Linked DNA regions of Homo sapiens: region 2 is linked to region 1. Evidence: read pairs that join two places in POLR2A ChIA-PET (ENCODE). Cell type or tissue: GM12878. All regions are shown on one strand.

Region 1 (2,500 bases):
TGGCTGTTAGTGATTTTAAAAAAAAGTGGTAGCTATTAATATGCTTCCATCTAGCAGAGCTCCTTATATCCTTGTTTAAGTTTTGCTTTTAATCTTCTTTGGGCTGAGAAGGCAGTCAAACTGGTGAAAATTATGTATATACCCAGAGCCCACTGCTTGAGTTGAAGTGTGAGGTTTGCCACGTGAATAAAGGGCATAAATATCAGTATCTATTCTAGTTGTTCAAAAGATTTGGGTTTATTTTCTGGTTTTGGCTATGTTTCAGAGAGTAGGATTTGTCAAATAAATAATATGTTATTATGTACATCAAAGAGCTAGTTAAATATTAGGTACTTTTCCCCCATTTCCATTATTCCAGGCATAAGACCTTTAGAGATTTTACTTAAGCAGAAAAACAAATATTTTTAGTTTCACAGAATGATACCCTGAGTTAAGCTCTGTTCCATGAGTCTAATCTCAGCTCCATGATTTACCAGTTACCTTTTCAATCGTCTGCACATCAGTGTTCTCATGATCTGAGATCTACTTGTAGGATTCTGGGATCCTAGGGCTGTAATTTGAGGGCTCAAGCAGAGGCTTATTGGAGATAGGATTTCTTTATCAGTAGGAGGTCAGACTGAATGACCTCTAAAATGTATTTTCTTTTTTTTTTTTTTTTTTTTTTGAGAGGGAGTCTCGCCCTGGAGTGCAGTGGCATGATCTTGGCTCACTGCAACCTTCACCTCCCAGGTTCAAGTGATTCTCCTGCCTCAGCCTCCCAAGTAGCTAGGATTACAGGCATGCGCCACCACACCCAGCTAATTTTTGTATTTTTTTTTTTTAGTAGAGATGGGGTTTTGTCCTGTTGGCCAGGCTAGTCCCAAAGTACTGGCCTAAAATGATCCACCCACCTTGGTCTCTCAAAGAGCTGAAATTAGAGGTGTGAGCCACTGCACCAGGCCTAAGATGTATTCTTAGCTTAAGATTAGACAATTCTGTGACTCACTTCTAGAAGACAATTCACATGTATCTATCAAAGTAAAATTTAAATACCCAAGGGAGATAATGGCTTATCTGTTCTAGCCTGGTTTTCCATTTTTCCCGAGTCATAAGTTGAGAGTGCCATTCTCAGAAATCATTATTTTCCCTTTCCTTTTCTTGAGGCCCCAAATTTAAAGCCATTAAAAGTTTTTGAAGCAATGAAATGAATTAAAGGAGACAAGGTTAAATATGCTCATACTGGGCATAGTGGCTCATGCCTGTAATCCCAGCACTGTGGGAGGCCGGGGTGGGTGGATCACCTGAACTCAGGAGTTTGAGACCAGTCTAGACAACATGGTGAAACCCATCTCTACAAAAAATACCAAAACTAGCTGAGTGTGGGTGGCATGTGCCTGTAATTCCAGCTACTTGGGAGGTTGAAACAGGAGGATGGCTTCAGCCCAGGAGGCAGAGTTTGCAGTGAGGTGAGATCATGCCACTGCACTCCAATCTGGGCAATAGAACCAAATCCTGTCTTGAAATAAATTCATTAATTAATTAAATTAAAATGGTCATATTGAGCTGGTTATAAATTCTCTTTGTAGCAACAATTGAGTCACTTCAAAAGGAGTTCATTGAAGGGGAACACCATGGCTTGCTGTTTCAGGTAAAATATCTCTGATATGTGTTCAGTTACTGTGGAGGAAGTTGTTCAATTCATGTAAGGTTTTGAAGCTAATTTATAACAGACAATGACTTTAATCATTAAATTAAATAACCAGTTTAGAAGAAAATGTTTTGGTGGACTTTGTTCTCTTCTGCACTTAAAGTATTTAGCAAAATAAGAAAGGAGATCTTACATTAGTGAGTGGCTACTGATAATATCTTCTAGAGAGGAAGCATTTCAGAATTTTCTTTGCCCCACCACTATATCTATTAGCGAACAGCCAGTTTTTCAGTCTTGGGGACCTCCTTTCTGATAGTAAGGGCATATCATTCAATTTATAATATGCTGAAATTTTGAGTATTCTTGAATAGGCTTTGATGGTTACTGTCTCTTTTTTCTTTCTCATATTTGAATTAAACTTTCTATTTCTTTCTGTATGGGTCATCTCAAGATATCCCTGGTAAAGTGTATTTCCTTCCCTTGTGATACTTGGTGAATCTCCTTTTTGTTCAGAAATGAAGAACATAAGGGAACAGCAAGGCAGCAAGGTTGGCACTGGAGGAAGATGATGGAGGAGGAAAGAAAGAAGGGTGATATTTGCATGTATCTGTTTCTAGGGCATCATGCAGACACATCTGTTAAAGCAGGAAAAAAAAAACCATGTGGAAGATTAAGCTAGGCAGAGTGCCTGAAAAGCCCTCTGCAATAAGTTGAGCTGGAAAAACCTCCATATCTAAAGATGCTTTAATCATCTCAAGAACACCAACAACATTTTCTATTATAATATAACTATGATAGATGTGAATCTACCTCTTGGATTAAGGCAATAATTTTATAGCTATCAAATTTTCACAGACACCATTTTCACTACTC
Region 2 (2,500 bases), 1.8 Mb after region 1:
TCCTGTGGCCATTTCCCCTATCCCCAGCCACCTTTCCCCCATAGTGTAACAGCCCAATGGGGTTAACCCCACCCCCAACTCCAAGCATGGTTCTTAACTAGGCTAAACCAGTGTTTCTCAAGCTTTAGTACACATAAGAACCGCCTGGAGAACTTGTTAAAACACAAATCCTTGGGCCTTAGCTCCTGAGATTCTGATTTAGCTTGTCTTGGTGGGGACTTACTAACATTCCTGAAGGGGGTGATTGTATGTCGGTAGGGGTTGGGGAGAAGAGGTTGAAACAAACCTTGGCTAGTGGCTCAGAAAATGATCTGTTTTTAATTTTTATTTTGAAATAACCTCAAACTTACAGAAATAATCTCCAATTTACAGAAAAGTTATAAGAATACCTGTGACCTAAATTCAGTAATTTTTATAATTTGCCACATTTGTTTTATCACTGCCTTTACACACGTACGCATGCAATTTATTTTCAGAACCATTTGAGTGTAGGTTGCATACATCATGCCCTATTGCCTTTTAATACTTCATGTATACCTAAGAACAAAGATATAGCCACAGAACAACCATCGAGTTCAGGAAATTTAACTCTGATATACCACTGTCTCAATAGTGTCTTTTACATCATTTTTTTCTTCCAGGACAGAATCCTATTTAGAATTACATATAGCATTCAGTTTTCATGTTTTTTTTGTCTCTTTTAATCTATAACAATTCCTTAGCCACACTTTGGCTTCAGTGACATTGACATTTTTTAAGAATACAAGCCATCTGGCCAGGCACAGTGACTCACGCCTGTAATCCCAGCACTTTGGGAAGTCGAGGCGGGCAGGTCACTGGAGGTCAGGAGTTTGAGATCATCCTGGCCAACATGGTGAATCCCCGTCTCTACTAAAAATACAAAAATTAGCTGGGCGTGGTGGCAGGCACCTGTAGTCCCAGCTACTGAAGAGACTGAGGCAGGAGAATTGCTTGAACCCAGGAGGTGGAGGTTGCAGTGAGCTGAGATCGCGCCACTGCACTCAGCCTGGATGACAGTGCAAGACTCTGTCTCAAAAAAAAAAAAAAAAAACAGAAAAAAAAAACAGAAAAAAGAATACAAGTCATTTACTTATAGGCTGTTCCATAATTGGATTTGTCTTGTATTTCACACTTAGATTTGATGAAGCATTTCTAGCCAGAATACTACAAAAGTGATTTTGTGTTCTTCCCAGGGCACCCTAACCTTAGGCACACGATGTATAGCTATATCTGCTCTTTGTTGACAGTGTCAGTTTTGATCACTCTCAGAGTGTTGTCTAGTGGACAGGAATTTAAGAATAATCCCAAACCAGATCTGTTTTGAAGATGTGGCCCAGAAGAAACAATCTTAGCCTGGGAAAACTCTGGAAATGCAGGCCAATCTCCAGGCAACAAAAAGTCTGACATTCATCTCAAAAATATTGTCTATCACATCTTTTGACCCTTAACCTCTCTGTTTCCAAAGCCAGAGTTTGACATCAATCTACTGTGTTTCCCTACCTGCAGGAGACAAATATAAGCTTTCCATGTGGTGCCTTTGAAGTTCTTCTCACTAGATTAGATCTGAGAGTCAAAGACTTCCCTCCCCATGACTGACACACACACACACGCACACACACATGCATGCACACGTTCTTCTCTCCTGCACTGGGTATGTACGGCGTGAGACGCAACAGAGCAGTAGCTCATTCCAAAACACTCACATCTCCAACAGCCCAACTGTTTCATATCCTTGGTCTGGGAGAAAGATTTTTAAGCATTGTATCCCTTGTGGTCAAATATTTCCTTTCAAAATTTGCATCTTGGTCTTACTGATGGTATTTCGATGCCTCCACTGAAACTCCCAACTTCACATCCCATTAAAATATTCTTCTGAATATTATATATATTCACCATAATCATATGGTGAATATTATATATATATATTATTTGAGGGTCACAGTTCTTAGAAGTATTTACACTACTTGCTGCTGAATCGCTTATGGCTTGATCTGACCCTAATGTCATAATTCTGTAAGGGCTTGGAAATGAAAAAGAGGAGAGGTGTTGTAATTAGAAGTATTTTATGAAGAACTGATACAACTGATACCATTTGGTTCTAAGAACCATGATCAATTAGAGCTGAGAATCATCAAAATATTGAAGAAAAGAGAAAATGGCCCAGTCTCTATAACAGAAAAGAATGGGGAGTTTTAAGAAAAAAATGAGCCAGTCACTGTGGTTCACACCTGTAATTCCAGTTCTCTGGGAGGCCAAAGTAGGCGGATTGCTTGAGCCCAGGAGACCAACCTGGGCTGCATGGCGAAACCCCATCTCCACCAAAAATACAAAAATTAGCCAGGCGTGGTGGTGCATGCCTATAGTCCCAGCTACTCAGGAGGCTGAGGCGTGAACCCGGGAGACAGAGATTGCAGTGAGCCAAAATCACGCCTCTGTGCTCCAGACTGGACGGCAGAGTAAGACCCTGTCTCAAAAAAAA

What was found. ChIA-PET counts read pairs that join two places held together with the same protein. Peaks named below come from ENCODE experiments on the same cell type or tissue, not always from the same donor. Only the 100,000 strongest peaks of a DNase experiment are listed, where the experiment ranks them.
Region 2: POLR2A ChIA-PET joins it to region 1 with 15 read pairs; 2 of 35 experiments call an interaction of 5 or more read pairs at or near these places.

What each region holds. Positions count from the first base shown.
Region 1 is chr12:25,060,027-25,062,526 of GRCh38, forward strand. IRAG2 (inositol 1,4,5-triphosphate receptor associated 2) reads left to right here. Exons shown (of 22, transcript NM_001366544.2): 2 at 1,566-1,627. Among named protein-coding and RNA genes, the nearest start is that of IRAG2, 8.6 kb to the left of the region's middle. In GM12878, no CTCF peak of the experiment used is centred here; no DNase peak of the experiment used is centred here; H3K4me3 peaks cover 2,349 bases; H3K27ac peaks cover 548 bases.
Region 2 is chr12:26,839,712-26,842,211 of GRCh38, forward strand. No RefSeq gene overlaps it. Among named protein-coding and RNA genes, the nearest start is that of ITPR2, 7.8 kb to the left of the region's middle. In GM12878, no CTCF peak of the experiment used is centred here; no DNase peak of the experiment used is centred here.